3 separate regions of the Homo sapiens genome follow, and regions 1 and 2 are each linked to region 3. The links are chromatin loops, found by intact Hi-C in ENCODE. Cell type or tissue: mammary epithelial cell. All regions are shown on one strand. Links, peaks and the distances in the headings refer to the core of each region. The heading gives the core; the rest is flanking DNA.

Evidence for each region. Hi-C counts contacts between places; a loop is a spot of excess contacts. Peaks named below come from ENCODE experiments on the same cell type or tissue, not always from the same donor. Only the 100,000 strongest peaks of a DNase experiment are listed, where the experiment ranks them.
Region 1: it touches region 3 in a loop (7-fold over the local background); 18 of 110 quality-filtered maps call a loop at or near these places.
Region 2: it touches region 3 in a loop (14-fold over the local background); 7 of 110 quality-filtered maps call a loop at or near these places.

The regions. Positions count from the first base shown.
Region 1 is chr15:67,236,595-67,242,890 of GRCh38, forward strand. AAGAB (alpha and gamma adaptin binding protein) reads right to left here. Exons shown (of 10, transcript NM_024666.5): 2 at 36-226. Among named protein-coding and RNA genes, the nearest start is that of AAGAB, 15 kb to the right of the region's middle. RefSeq lists an enhancer at 4,286-4,375. In mammary epithelial cell, for the core only: a CTCF peak has its summit at 3,838; no DNase peak of the experiment used is centred there; H3K27ac peaks cover 423 bases.
Region 2 is chr15:67,046,883-67,051,882 of GRCh38, forward strand. All of the region lies in intron 2 of SMAD3-DT (SMAD3 divergent transcript), which reads right to left. Among named protein-coding and RNA genes, the nearest start is that of SMAD3-DT, 15 kb to the right of the region's middle. In mammary epithelial cell, for the core only: no CTCF peak of the experiment used is centred there; DNase peaks (open chromatin) are centred at 2,019, 2,769 and 3,479; H3K27ac peaks cover 2,610 bases.
Region 3 is chr15:67,301,937-67,306,936 of GRCh38, forward strand. All of the region lies in intron 4 of IQCH (IQ motif containing H), which reads left to right. Among named protein-coding and RNA genes, the nearest start is that of IQCH, 50 kb to the left of the region's middle. In mammary epithelial cell, for the core only: a CTCF peak has its summit at 2,012; no DNase peak of the experiment used is centred there.

The DNA.
Region 1 (6,296 bases), core at 1,297-6,296, 64 kb before region 3:
TCTTATTCAAGCCTTCATAGAAAACAAAGTCTTACTTGTGTGCTGTCAAAGTAAACCACAAATGCTTGGACAGATTCTGCAATCTCTGCAGTAACAAGAAATTTGTTTGGCACCACACATAGATTGATGTCTGCTGAATAGTATTTATTATCAATGGTCCAGGGATAAAATCTCACAGCATCATTGGAAGTCACTTCCACAATAAGATCTTCTGTTCCAAGGATATCTAAAAATAAATGACAACATTACCATGTAAAGTGCAAAACCAATATACATTGGTTGATTTTCTCAGTCAGATACCAGATAAAGCTGGTACTTTTGCTGTTTCCTTTTATGTGAGGATTTCAAAGGACCCTGCATTTATTAGCTTTAATCCTATATTCTCTGATCATCTGATTATAAAAGTTATGGTGATATAATTTAAGTCATTGACATTTTCTCTTTAAGAACACAAAAATCATTGTGAACTAGATTAGACAGTAGTAAAGGAAAAAACAGTCATATAACCAAATATCCAGAAAAGAGCAAGTAGAAGACAAAGAATGACAGCTCTATTTATTGTATTGCTTAAGTACTTCATAGGAGGTAGACAATAACAATCTTCTAGAATTTGTAACTATTTTGTACTTATTGCAAACTAAAAGGAAGATAGGATTAAGGCTAAACCATTAATAAAATAGAAGAGCTACATATATTTCTTGGACTGAATGCTTAGACATTAATTCAGCTAATGAAATAAAAGAATGGATACTGATAAATGACCCCAATCCTATTTATATTCAGCCTTGTTCACATTCTTTGAAAGCCAACCTAAATTCTTGTTTGATCAAGACACTTCCGATAAATTTTAAATGTGTAATAGCCAAGCAAATTACTATAAATGTTTTAGATTATAACTGAATCTTTTGGAAATCTATGTGCAGCATGTATATAACAGGAAATCCCCACAGTAAGAGACAAGTCAATGGTGAACAAATGAATATAGACATGGTTATGGAGCCATGGAAGCATTTTGCTTCCATTATGTTATACAGTATTTACAACTGGAAGAGAAGTTAGAAGTTGTTCCAACCTAAACTCCCGTCTCTCACACCCATACCCATAACCTCCACTTTATACAAATGTGGAAAATCAGCTTATAGAAGTAAAATGACATGCCATTAATTGACTTATCAGAAGAATATAATGAAAAACAGTCACAAACTCCTCGTCAATGCATACTAAGATGAACACGTATTAATGAAATGTGCCTCAAACTCATAATTAGCAAGACACTGAAAACTAGAAATTAAATTTTAACTCCCAGAGCTAACATTATATATTTGAAAAGTTGCCATCATTTTTGCTCAACATAAAGTTATGGGGAAATTATTTAGTCCAAAAGACTGCTAGGCATTATGTATAAAGTGTGTGTGTATGAATATATACATGCATGAATTCTTTTTATTAGTAAAGTTTCATCATGCAGTTAAGAGGAACGAATCTTCTGAAGAATAAAAGGTCGGCCCTTTTTTTAGCAAAAAAATTAAATTTAAAATAAATTTAAGGTTTTATTTTTGATATAAAGCATATCATGAAATTAACTTTTAAAATTTTTTCACCAAAACCAGAATTGTTACTCTTAAATTAACAGAAGGTCTATGTCAATATTTGACAATCTGAGTGCATCCCATCTCTTTAAGAAATCAGCAGTTCTTTCTACTTAATTTCTACCCGAAGTCATAATCTTTTACTTAGTGTCAGTCAATTCCATCGCAACCAGCTGCTATGTCCCTTATGGAGCATTAAGACAATTTCAGGGGAAATAAACAGGAGAAACAGGTAAGTTATTAAAATCAAAGATGTTGTTTTCATGTAAATGTCTCACAGAAAAACAAAAACTAGATCAAAGTCTACACTGTTACACTCCAAACTTCAAGAAGGTGGCATAGTAACACGTGGCTGTGTTTCTAAGAGCTGAATACTGGCACAGCTAACACACATACCACAATATGCTGATAAATACACATATAAAAGAAAGAAACTAAAACAAGGAGCAAAGCAAAAAAATGTATAAACTAACTTTTTAATGGTGAAAGGAGCCACCACATAAAATCAGTCTTAATTTTTTTTTTTTTTTGAGACGGAGTCTCGCTCTGTTGCGCAGGCTGGAGTGCAGTGGCGTGATCTCGGCTGACTGCAACCTCCACCTCCCGGGTTCACACCATTCTCCTGCCTCAGCCTCCCCAGTAGCTGGGACTACAGGCACCCGCCACCATGCCCAGCTAATGTTCTGTATTTTTAGTACAGACAGGGTTTCACCATGTTAGCCAGGATGGTCTCGATCTCCTGACCTCGTGATCCGCCCGCCTCGGCCTTCCAAAGTGCTGGGATTACAGGCATGAGCCACCATGCCCACCCATTCTTGGGTAATTTTTAAAAATAGCAAACTGAGTATTTTTTAAAGGAGAGAAGCACAAATAAGAAAATACAGTAATGAATTCACTTGTTGCTAAGGGGCAAAGTACAAAGGCAGGGGGACTAATATTCCTGTCATTGCTATAATCAGTTCTTGATATTTCCTAAATTGGTTGTATTGTTAAAAACTGATATCAAAAAATTGGGGTTATGCTTTCTTTGCTCCTCGACATGAGAAATATAAAATCACTTAAAATGGCATTACTAACTGCAATTTAAAATTACTAACTGCAATTTAAAATATTTAGATCCATTAATGATGGCTAATTTTATTAATGTTTAGAACACAAAAGAACAAAACAATGTTTGTTACTCAGAGTGCTTACAATTTCAATTTTATACTTTCATTTTCAAATGATTAAGACATTTACTTAACATGGAGAAAGAAGCTGTTTCTTTCTCTTTTCTCCAAACCTAGACAGGAATGGAACCAATAAGTTGGGAAAATGAATTTCACATTTCAGTGTTTCAGTAGCTAGTGGGCTTTGGTTTTTGTTTTATTCTCTGTGCTGCCTAAAACAAGTTGATAGCTCAATTTACTTATCAGATTTTTTTTTAACATTTTATGTCTAATCAAACACTTTCTTCAAGGCTGCATATGGACTTTATTATCACATCTGTGCCATATTAGAGCTAGGGAGAGAATAGTAAAGACTGTCTCATTCTAATTCTTATTACCAATATCATAATGTAGAGTTTAATTTAAAAAATGTAAATGTCTACACTAAATATAGCTTTCTTCCCTCATGTTTTCTATTTGATTTTCAAATGCTTAACAAGTTTATTCTTTTCCAAATTAAAATGAAATTATTCAAACTGTGCACATGGCTAAAGGTTTCTGGAGAGCAGCTAATATAATTCACTCATTTTACAGATGAGGAAACTGAGGCCCAGGAAAAAAGAAGCCACTTGCCTAATAGGAGCAGAGCCTAAAACTGGATTCAATTCGCCAACATTCTTTCCTACTACACCGTGATGTTACAATACTTAGCACCTGAGCTGGATCACACTTGAGTCTCTAATAATCACAAGCCAAAACTAGTCTATAGACCTAAAGGATCCTCTGCCCTTTTAGGAACACCAAAAATAATAGCCAGAATAGGGGCACAATTATATACGGATCTGCAGCACAATTAACCCATCAGAAAACTGTCTATGACATTCAGGTATTTATATGTCAAAGATGAGTCACAGTGATCTTGAGGTTTTTTTGTTGTTGTTTTTTTGTTTTTTGCCAGACTTCCTAGAAAAACCTGCAGTGGGCTCCCTTCTTTGTCCTTCACTAAATTATTATGTTGTAGACTCCGATATGCACAAAGAAAATCAAGAGCAGCTTTCCCCTCCTCCTGGTCGATGCCAGCCTGTCTCATTCACACTGTTGGCAGCCACCTGGTGGAGCTGTAATACATCATTTTTTAAGAGACAAACACTAGGTGTTTACTTGCCAGGTCTGTTACTACAAACTCCATTTCACAGCTTACAATAGTTAATTTGTAGTGCTTTTACAAAGGAAGTTAGATGCCAACCCAGTTCTAGTAGCAAACATAAACCTTTCCTTCAGTATTAAGTGCAAGTATAAACCTCTATCCCGATTTGAGAAACTTTTTACAAAGCCATCAATTCTCCAGTAACTCCCATTTACTTTCTCACATCCTTGGTCAACTTCTTTTCCCTATAATCTCATATGGTAAGTTACAGGAAATAAGATTCAAGAGCTTTGAAGGAAGCCATGTGCCAAGGCAACATTTCAGTTCAGTAATCCAACATCTTCCTCTTTTTAATCAGCTTTCTACTGTTCCCTGCATATCCTAATAATGATCCTTCCCTCAGAGAAAGTACAAATGTGGTAACCAATCAAATGAAAGAAAAGAGGCAGCTGGCTTTCTATGGTTCAGAATCAATAACAGGTGATACTCTCTTTAGCATGAATTAGAAGGCAACATGAAGTTCAAGGTGAATTCCCCAAACACCACAAATATCTGTTCTCCTACACACACACACACACACACACACACACACATTTTATCTATATATAAACATGCACACACACAACCCTTACCTTATGTCCTCACCTATCCACCTCAGCCAAAAAAGACAAATGCATTCTAAACTAGGCATGTTGATACTGTTATGGATTTTTTGTGTCTCCTTCAGTAGTAGGGTAATTAAGTACACTTTTAATATCAGTAGTAGTGCACTTAACCAATCATGACATTCTTTGTGAAGCAAAGTTGTCCAGTGGTTAAATCATATTTTCTATGCCCTGAGGGAAGTGACAGCTGCCACCTCAAATCAAGATGATCCTTCCGGAAACCAGCACTCTTCTCAGAATGCAAAGTTGGTTTTATTCTTTCTCATAAACTGAAACTGCCTTGACAGCCAAGCATCATAACCTCTCACCCCAGATATGAGTGTCTTTCATGGGATCCACTCTTCTGGAGACCCAACATTCTTCTTTCTTCCCTTTGTGAAGCCAGTACTAACGAGAAGGGAGAAGAGCATGGAAAATAGACAGCACAGACCTGGGGTCGGACAGGCCTGCATTTGCATGCTGGCTCTCTGCAAAGCCTTGGGCAGATTAACCTCTCGGTGTCTCATTTCCTTACCTGCAAATGGGGATGAGAACACTCCTCAAAAGGCTTAAATGAATTCAATGAAACTATGTCTAAGAAAGTGCAGGCACTGGGCACAGTAAATATTCATTTCCTTCTTCCCATCTCACTTTTTTTCACATTTGTGACAGCACTCCTGACTAGAGGTAGGTTACAGATGCACTGAGGAGTTAGTAAGATACATTACAATCAGGAAATAACCATCTCCTTTAAGCTGCTCTAGCCTTGCCCTTCCACCCCAGACCACCCCCTAAAATAAAGTTGAAATTTTTCTTTTCCACTGCTAAGGCATATGCTGAGACAGAAGAGAAGGCAATTAGGAAAATTATAGGAGGCAGCAGAGTCTGACGTCAGCTGAAAGGAAAAGTAGCTATTATGAAAGAAAAGAACTGAGCAAAATATGACTTAGGAAAAATTCAAAACCTAGAGTTTTCATTAACCAGCAAGCGAAAAGACAGACTTTTAAAAATCATATCGGGGCCGGGCGCGGTGGCTCACGCCTGTAATCCCAGCACTTTGGGAGGCCGAGGCGGGTGGATCATGAGGTCAGGAGATCGAGACCATCCTGGCTAACAAGGTGAAACCCCGTCTCTACTAAAAATACAAAAAATTAGCCGGGCGCGGTGGCGGGCGCCTGTAGTCCCAGCTACTCGGGAGGCTGAGGCAGGAGAATGGCGTGAACCCGGGAAGTGGAGCTTGCAGTGAGCCGAGATTGCGCCACTGCAGTCCGCAGTCCGGCCTGGGCGACAGAGCGAGACTCCGTCTCAAAAAAAAAAAAAAAAAAAAAAAAAAAAAAAAAAAAATCATATCGGATTCATACTGTTGCAAGCAATTACAATTTCTTACCCACAACTTCATGAGAATGTCATACAAGGTGGGTGCTGCTCTGTCAAATATTTTGCAGTAGTTGTGAAAAGGTTAGTCCCTAAATACTGAAAGTAGATTATACTGCTCCAGTGGAAAGGGACTTTGTAGCATGGTAGTATTTAAAGGTTAAAACTGTGCAACATTAGAGTTGACTTTACAGACAAATGTCAGGAAACTCATATCTGAGATTCCCTGTGTAATCATACCCCAGTCTTCTGGTGCAAGTTTATGCAGTATTTGTTGCAGTTTATATGACAGGTCGATCACTGGAGTAGTATGGACTTGCTGAGGTAAGAGTCACTGGAGTAGCATAGACTTGCTGAGGGAAGAGTAACTGGATTGACTTAAAGCAACATACTG
Region 2 (5,000 bases), core at 1-5,000, 260 kb before region 3:
ATTACAGGCGTGAGCCACTGCACCCGGCCACAGTTCTTAATTTTAATGAAAATCGAATGTATCAGTTCTTTATGGTTAATGCTTTGTGCCCTATTTAAGAAATCTTTGCCTATCCCAAAGTCATAAAGATATTCTCCTATGTTTTCTTCTAGAAGCTTTATTTCCCATGCACATCTTCATACTCTAACTATGTGTATATGTATCACTAAGTATATATAATTTTTTTAGTTTTAGATTCGATACAATGTAGCACATATTCTGCAACTTATTCTTTGCACTCAGTAGTGTATTTGAGAGCTTAATCTTTGTTGATACATGTAGCTCACATTCATTCACTTTCACTGTAGCAAAGTTAATTACACTGTGTACATAGATCATGATGTATTTACCCTTTTTCTTGCTGATGGACATTTAGGTTGTTTCCAATGATCATCACCATAAGTAATGCTTCTATGAACATGCATGCACGTGCCTCCTGGTGTGAGAGTGTCTCTGGGATACATGCTTCACAGACCAGGAGGCTGTGATTTGGAAGCTGTAGAAACTCTGCACTTGGAGGGGGTGCCTCTGGGGCTGTTGAGGAGTAGGACTGGTGAGATAGACCAGTGAGTGGGTGGAGTGGGGGTGCTACATAGTCCTGGCTCTGGGCCCAGACCCCTGTTTCATCCAGAGCAGATTTGCTTTCATGCTTTATAACCTGGGGTTCTGTTTAACTCTTTGTTTGAAAAATCAGTTCTGCTTTAAAAAAAATAGATTTCTTTTAAACAAGTGACTGTGTTAAGACATTGTTCCCAAAGGGTTATAGGTTAAAAAAAAAAAAAAAAAGGAGTCTAGGTTTGGTGGCTCATACCTGTAATCCCAGCACTTTGGGAGGCCGAGGCAGGCAGATTGCTTGAGCTCAGGAGTTCAAGACCAGCTTGGTCAACATGACGAAACCCCACCTCTACAAAAAATACAAAAAATTAGCTGGGCATGGTGGTGCGCACCTGTAGTCCCAGTTACTTGGGAGGCTGAGATGGGAGGATTGCTTGAGCCTGGGAGGTGGAGACTACAATGAGCCATGATTGTGCCACTGTACTCAGCCTGGGTGACTGGGTGACAATGCAGGACCTTGTTTCAAAATTTAAAAAGGATGAGCCCTTCAGCCTTCAGCCTAAAAGTCTGCTCACCACTATCACTCTACATTGTGAATTAACCCTTCACGTGCAGCCCTCCCTCTTCTCATCCCCAGCTAGACGGCTTATTGGTGTATCCTCAACTGTCCAGCTAATAGGCTTGTTGATACGTTGATTCACTGATGAATGACCCTTTGAATAACTTGGCAGCATCATCTCATATTTGTACATTGTACAGTTCACAAAACAGGTTCATAGCTATCCTTTGCTTCAAAACTGCCAACACAGAGCCTCAAGGATTATGTGGTGGAAGAATCACTATCCTCACTTCACAGAGGTGATCCTAGGTCTCGGGGAGATGAGGAGGCTTGAGGTCTTGTGACTGGGTGCTGGCAGATTGGAACTTGGACCCAGGCCTTTGAATCCCGGCATTGTGCCAACTCCACTGTTGAGTGTGGCCTGAAAACACGGCCTTAATCCAGCCGTTAATTAATAACTAACTTGTGTGTTGGCCTCTGCAGTTTACAAAGTCTCTCCCTTAGGTCATTTCTTTTAATCTCCACAATCCTTTGGTGGCTGGATGTTGTTATTATTTTCCCCCAACCTGTCCCTTTGCAAAGAGGGGAAACTAGTGCTCAGAGGGTTGAAGTGTCTTACCCAAGGGCACACAACTATGGCTACAGAGCTACACTCAATACCCAGCTTCCAGCTTCCCTGTCCTCTGTTCCCCATCCTCTGTTCCATCCCTCACTTTTCTTCCCATGGGCAGGCCCTGGAGATGTCTGAGCATGTGGGCTTTTCAGCCACCCTCCAGCAGCCTGAAGGCCTGGCTCTCCTGGGCAGGCCCAGGAAACGCCTGGCTCAGTGGTGCTGAGCAGCCCCTCCCATGAGGCCTCGAGTTGTTTTTCTTATCTAAATAAACTCTACACAAACATGGGCACATTACTCATGTGTGAGTTATTTGCGATAGCATAGCCCAGAGATGGGGAAATCAGTTCACACTGGAACTATGTCTCAACCTGGTCAAAAAACAAATGGGGAAATGGAGTTCTAGGCCCAGGGCAGCAAAACTCAAACCCACACCCCATCTCAAGCCCAGGGAAAACTTCTGCCCCTGGTCACATGCTCTGTGGACCCCACTGGAGGGAAGACAGAACCCACCTGTGCCTAGGGAAGGACATGAGGGAGCTCCAAGGGGTGGGCTCTCGCTTCCAAGGCCAGCCTCTCTTCCCACAGGCCATCTTGAGGAAAGACAGAGACACACCCGCAGAGCAGGAGATCTCTGCTTTATCCTCTAAGCATTTTGCAAAATGAGTGCTGGAATCCATACCTGGTCCTTCTCCCCACATGTAATTAGATTCCTTCAACTTTTGGACTTGGATCTTTCACCAGAAGGCCTTGAGATCAGGGGAGGGGCTTAAGGAGCTGCTATATAAATGAAGACGTGTAACTTAGCTCAGTGCCTGGCAGGGACCGGCTGCTTTCATTACGGTTGAGGGGCAGTTGTTTGTGTGTGTGATGGGAAAGAGAGATGATGCTAAAAGCTGTTTATCTTGGCCCACCATCACATACCTTCCCAAAGGCTTACACACCCACTCTCTCAGGCATGTTTATTACCTCATCATTTAGGTGAGGGCCTCTCAGAGAAGTTCTATGATGTGCTGGAGGTACCCACGGGATGTCAGTCATAAACCATGGAATGTGGGTTTTGTGTTTGCAAAGGGCTCTTGGACACAGGATCTCAAAGGAATTCTTGACAGAGCTAGAAAAAGAGCCTTAGCCCCCTGACCCCTAGATCAGCAGATTTTGCTTCCAGAAAATGTTTCTAGGATGCCCAGCTCTCTGGATATGACTCATATTGGTCCCAAGGAATGACAGCCCTGCACATGGCTTCTGCCCCAGGGCTCTGGAACTGTGCTGCCTGGCCCCTGTGGTCACAGGGATTCCTTGCTCCTCTTTACCAGCTTCAGACCAAGGGACTCGAGCTTGGAGAGGCTGTGGTTACTGTGCTGCGTGGGTCTTGTCCTGGAGACCTTGTGTGATTCATCTTCGTGTTCCCACAGGGACTGTCACTAAGACAGGGCTGGGTTAAGACCCTTAGATATCCTGAAAGATCAGTCCTCCCTCATATGAAATTCAAAGAAAAACAATTCTAAATCTGAAAAAAATGCCACCCATCCATGTGGGCTGAGCTCAAAATAGCTTCCTTCTAGAGATTTTGATTGCAAAATCCTGGATGAATGCAATAAAGCTGAACTTTTTTCCTTGGCCTAGGAGTGGGGCAAGGAAGGGAGGGGTTTTGCCATTGGTCTAAGCACCTACTTGCTCTGCTTCCTGAGTCACCCAGATTGCCAAGGGGGTCTTGTACGTGGTAGATGTCAGCCCACGTCTTCTAAATTGAATGACGTGTGCCTGTTTCCCAGAAGAGGAATAAATCCAAGCAATAATGTGTCAAAGTATGGGCACAGAGTCTGAGCCAGCAAACACACACACACACACCCATGTGCACCCGTGCACACACAAACACAAGCCCATGCAGGTACACAGAGGGGAAGGGGAGCGGGGGGAGGGGGGAGGAGGGAGGAGGAAGATAATGTGTGGGGACCCAGCAACCTTTCTCAGTTCCAGTTTAAATGAACAGCAAAATAAAAACATGTTGTTCTCTCTCATAATTAATAGATGTGCTTGGAGTTTCACCTCTTGCCAGGCCCCTCCCCTGGTGCTAACTGACCCTTTATGGACAAGGTTTCCACAGAAGTATCAGCTACTAACCCTGAACCACGTGGCTGGAAGGCTGGGCCTGGAACCTTTAACTTCACGGAAGATGCACCTCCACAAAGGGTTTTTAGAATTTCCTGTTGCAGCCCCAAGAAGAGGAATGCATTTCTACCTAAAACGGGCTTAGATCTGCTTAAAAAAATAACAACAACGGTAAAAATACACTTAATGAATGTGTAACAAACCACAAAAACCACAGAAAGTGGGGTTTGAGTTTGAGGGGGAGTGCATAATTGTGTGTATTTTAGACATTAAATTAAGGTAACATGGCCTCATTTGGAAAAATCTGAGGGGAGGAAGGAAAGCACCATGAAAATGTGAGTTCCATGCTGGCTGGGAGTTCAACTCTACGGTACCCAGTGAAGCGTCAAGGGTGGAGAGTGTTCCTTTGTCAGTGTGTGTGTACATTTGTTTTTCATTCATTCATTCAAATATTTACTGAGAGACTACTTTGTGCCAGGCACTGTCCTGGACACTTGACAACAGAGCCATTAATTAGATATACAAGTTCCCACTCTGGCTACTCACGTCATTGGGAACAGAAATGATATTTTCTGGCTCTTGTATTAAACTAACTGCATGCTACTCAAGGGCAGCAGGCCAGGCTCTTCTCTTGTGGCATTTCTTCTACAAAGCACCCTGAAGTGTGTGCCCACAATGGATGCTCAGGCAATAGGCCCAATGTGTGCCCTGATGCCCTGGTAGGCACTAGACTTCCTTTTCTTCTATCACCTCCTCTCCTGCTCTTATCTCCTAGGCCTCCTGGGTGGCCTTGGCAGAATAAGGCCCTGAGAGTTTAGCAGTTGATTAAAGCTGGCAAGAACTTGAGGTGTTACTCTCTCATGGTCATTTGCATCTAGTTATGGGAATTAGGTCAGAGCTAGGAGAGTCTCAAAGGCAAAAAGCTTTCAGCTAGAAGAATGACAGCTCCATGGCAGGGTGGAAAGAAGAATTCCAAGGCAGAGAAGAACCCAGAGAAGAACTAAGTAGCAGTGTCTGCAGTGGGTAATGAAAGGAGGGCACTGAGTCATGTATTTGCAGCTTGCAATGCCAGTCGGCTCCCTTCATCTTACAGATGAGGAAGCCAAAACTAGGAGTGTAAACAGC
Region 3 (5,000 bases), core at 1-5,000:
TTTACATACTGATTTCTTTTCAGAAATAACTATGTGTAGTGCTACAGAATTTAACAATAGGCAGAACACTACAGGATTTTAAGGCCAGTTTTAACAGTGATTCTGTATTTGGCCATTTCCTCCCTACACCAGACCTATAACCACACAAACTTGATGGAGCATGATAAAACTAAGAAAACTGCTATGAGCCAATAATCCCATAATTAAAATGTTCTAACAAAGCTTAGACGTGATAGATGAAGCTATTACCATCAATTCTGTATCCAGAATACACACATTTTAAAAACACCCTAATTACAGAAACCCACATCCAGTCAATACAATACATATTAGCAATTTCCCAATCCTTGGTAGAATAGAAATTATTCTGAAAGTTTAAGAAGGAAAAAATTATGTTCAGGTATTAATTTCAATAGAAGAGGCAATCTGCTTCCATGCAAAAACCCTGGAGTAGTGCTGTGAGTGTTACCCACAGAAGAAAAGCCATTTATAATTAGGTACGACATTACTTTTGTGACCACGTGTACCTCAAGGAGAAGGAAATAGACATGCCTTGTTTGCATCCTGTATCCTTGCCCAGATTAAATAAAGTGGACAGTTGAGGGCAGTTATTTGGAGATTTGGTTTAAGAAATGCTATTGGTCGACTACAGTGGCTCATGCCTGTAATCCCAGCACTTTGGGAGGCTAAGGCAGGTGGATCACGAGGTCAGGAGTTCGAGACCAGCCTGACCAACATGGTGAAACCCTGTCTCTACTAAAAATACAAAAATTAGCCGGGTGTGGTAGTGCACACCTGTAATCCCAGCTACTCAGGAGGCTGAGGCAGGAGAATCACTTGAACCTGGGAGGCGGAGGTTTCAGTGAACCGAGATTGTGTCACTGCACTCCAGCCTGGGTGACAGAGCGAGACTCCGTCTCAAAACAACAACAACAACAACAACAAAAAACCATGCTATTAAAAAGTAAAAGGAAGATTTGGGATATCTGTTAAAGACCTTACCTAAACGTATCTATGCTTATCTAGCATACATTCTGTAGATATTTTTGTAGCCTTCTTCACTTTGACCTTAGGCACAGACCCTTTATAAATGCTTATGTCAAAGAAATAGATGGATCATGAACAAATCTGTCCAATTCCTACAACATTTTAACAACTGCATCAGATCACCCTCAAAACTAAGACACTTAATTGAAAGGAAAACAGTTAGGTTGCTCACAATACTTCTAACCTCCTTTTTAAAAAGTTGCGAAGCCTACATATTTTGACTCCATTTTTATGAAATGTCCAGAATAGATACATCAGGAGAGACAGAAAGTAGATTACTGGTTGCCTGGAACTAGTGGGAAGAGGGAATGGGGAGCAATTGCTAATGGGTATGAGGTCTCATTTTCGGGGGATGCACATGTTCTGGAATTAGATAGTGGTGATGGTTGTGAATATACTGAAAACCACTGAATTGTACACTTTAAAGGGGTGAATTTTATGGTATATGCATTATATTACAATTTTTAAAATCACAAAAGACTAGAAATTATTAGTAATACCATATTCCCTACGTGCCAAATTATTTTTTAGCCTCAAATCATAGAATCCCAAAGCTTGGGCATGGTTCCTCAAGAGACCATTAAGTCTAACATGCATTTTGTGAATAGAGAAACTGACTTCCATAGAGGTGAAGTGACTTACCCAAGGTCACACACAGCAGTCGAGAGGAGAGCTGGCACCTAGGTGTCCTGACAACTATCTAGTGCCCCTTGCCACCACCACTATGTGGCCCACTCTCATGGTTTATCAAGCATGTCAACAATAACTAATTTGAATTATTTAAAATGAGGAATAAGTGGTTCAGACAAGAGGCTTTTATTTTTTTCTAATGAAAGCATAAATTATTCTTACAGATAAGAGAATCTCTGTGAAGGAGTAGATAAATTTGTTGTGGTAAATTTACCAGGCCCAAACTGAGATTTACCTGTAAATGTCCCTAGAGGAAAGTGGCCACATTAACAGACCAAGGGAGCCCTCTACCTGTGTATTTGTAGTATAGATTTCATTGACAAAATCCTTGACCTGGAAAGCTAAAAAGAAATTAAGACCAGGTATTCTATCTAGTCCTTTGCCCACCTTGGTTGGCTTCCAGCATTATTTTTAAGAAAATGTGTCTGAGGATGTATTTGTGGGAGCAATGGGATACACGGAGGAAAATCTACACAAAGTTCCTTTTCTGTGAATAAAAGGGACTGATTAGCAGCCTAAATAAAAGATCCAAATATATTTTTTTCCAGTGAGAATTTCATTAAAATAATTATTTCCAAAGAACTTTAAACTCCTTTGAGGATATAAAATGTTAGTAAGCATTTTTGTTCATCCAGCATGAAAGTTTCATTGTTTCTTTGTTTCAGCGAAAGATAGGGTTGAATGTAAAAATCTTGCAGGATCCTGAAAACATCCACCACAGAGCTGCTGTAAATGCGAACTATGGAATCAGTTTGCCATATATTAATCAGAGAAAAGCATGTGTAAGTAATGAGTTGTTTTAATGAGCTCTTATTTTTTTAAGAAATAAAAGTCATTTATTAGTAGTGTAAGATGTAATGTAGATGTTAAGTAAAGATTGTGATCCTTTTGTCTTTGGAATTTTTTGGAGATGAAATGGCTCTCATTCTGTTTATAATTAGCAATGATTAAGAAAATGTAAGCCTGTTTTTGAAGACTTATTTGTAGCTCATTCAGATTTCTCTATTTTATTTGATATTCCTAAATAATCTAGTACCATAATTTTAACGAGGAAATAATTTACCAGCAAAAAGAATTAATAGAGAAATTTTAAATATTGTATTTCTTTGATAGTAGGCTTACCACTAGAAAAATCCAAATAAAACAACAGCACAGAATCCTCTTCCATTGTGTATACTGTCATAATATGCAAATATTTGAGAATATTATTCTAAATCTGAGGCAAGCAGGGACTAAGCCTTTATGTCAGCAAAATAGTGAGAGGGAAAAATAGTCAAATGTAGATCTGCAGTAAGAGATCTCAGAGTCAATGCCATTTTTGCCATTGACTAGATGCTACCTTGTCCTAAAGCAAGGATTGTACTCTATGTTGTGGAGTTTTCTTAGGAGAATTAAGAGTAGTGCTTCATTTTAGCTGGGAAATTATTTAATTTGAGATCATTTCTAACACTGAAAACAATTACTGAGGTAACATCTCTATTTTTTTAAATACATTTTTAACCTTTGGCTTCTTTCAAAAGCTCTTAAATGTATGCCTTGGTGAAATCAAAACTAAAAACAAGATTAATGTTAGGATTAAATTGCAAAGCCATTTCTAACTAGCATAATAGTCTCTTAGGTTAATCTTCCAAATTTCCTACACAGACATTTTCAACTGCCTACTTCATTCGTGTAACCCTGAAATATATTTTCAGTTTCTTTATATGTGCTTTATGTTATTCTAACAGGTTTGGTTTAAGAGCACTTTATCTTACAAATACTTCTATAGCCTAAGAAATAACCAGAAAGTTAGATATTTTTATTCCTGCTGAAACTTTATTTAAAATGTCACTGTGAATAATGTGAAAGGGTTTTTATCTGCTTCCCATGAGCCCAAAGCCCCTGAAATACAAATATTATTTCTCTGGCAACACAGACAGAAGCAGATTTCTCTTTTGTTGTTGGTTTTCCTCTTCCATCTAGAATTAATATTGGCTTAGCTGGAGGAGTACTGAGGCTTTGTAGCCCGAGGCAACTGCTGTGTTTCATGTGAACTTTTTCTGATGAGTACTGGAGTTTTAAAAGGCATACCTCTAGATTTAAAAAGGATTATGCTTTGCTTTATGAATCTGAATGAAGATTCAGACTTAAGCAAATAGAGATTTCAAAATTATATCCAAAACTTGGGGCAGATTCTTAGTCATTAATTGTGTATTTTTCCAATTTCCAAATAGAATGAGTGCCTTGGATGTTGTATCTACATACTTTGAGCAAAGAGAATTTGGGAAAGCACTTCCCTTTTATGACATATAGCTAATAGATATTCATTTACTGTATTAAATCTCCTTTTTCCATCAAACTTGATGCCATAAAAATCTACACCAGAGCAATTTAAAATTGGATATACATTGTGTATATTTTTTTCAAACTGTTGGCCTTTTGATCAAATAGTTAGTTGACCCTATCATTTTATGTTGATATAGTTGTATGGTAATACTAACTGAAAAACAGTATTTTCATTTTGGATTTATAAAACAGAAGCATTGTGCAAAAAGTACTGTGAGAGAAGTGTGTTCAGGTATTTGGTTTTAAACAGTCATATAAAGCATTTGGGGATAAATGCAGTTGTGATTTACCACTTATAAAAATCATTTCAAAAGCACTTACCCAAACTAGAGTAATGTGTCTAGCATTGGGATGTATAGTTAATTAGAAAGGCATCATCAAAGCTAATCATTTTAGAACTAAACACTCAAACGGGATTATTATTTGGCTGCCGAGGGCCATGTGTTTCGTTACTTCTTATGAAACTTGATCAGCTTGTCAAAAGCTTGTAAATAACCTTAGACATTTTTGACAGAGCAAATGTGAATATGTAGCCAATTTCCATTATTTGTTCCTAGAAGCTGGTATCTTCTCCATCTTATGAAGTGGTGTATTCCTCCTGATAATAAGAGGCTGATGCCAGGATTTTAGTGCATTGAAAACACATATACCCCCTGCCACACACACATACTCATATTGCAAAACTATCTTCAGAATTTTATATCCTGTGACTCTGTTATGTAAAATCAATTTACCAAAAACATATTAAAAGTGAGACTCACTGGTGATTTTTTCAATATCTTCAATCTGCCAAATAGTAACAAACAACCTTCTAACATTTTTTCTAGTAGGTCCTCAAAGGTATGTGGAAACAAGAAGAAATCCCTGGTACTGTTCATGTTCCCTCACTGACATCCAGTTCCAGTTAGACTTTATAATACAACACATTAAGAAATCTA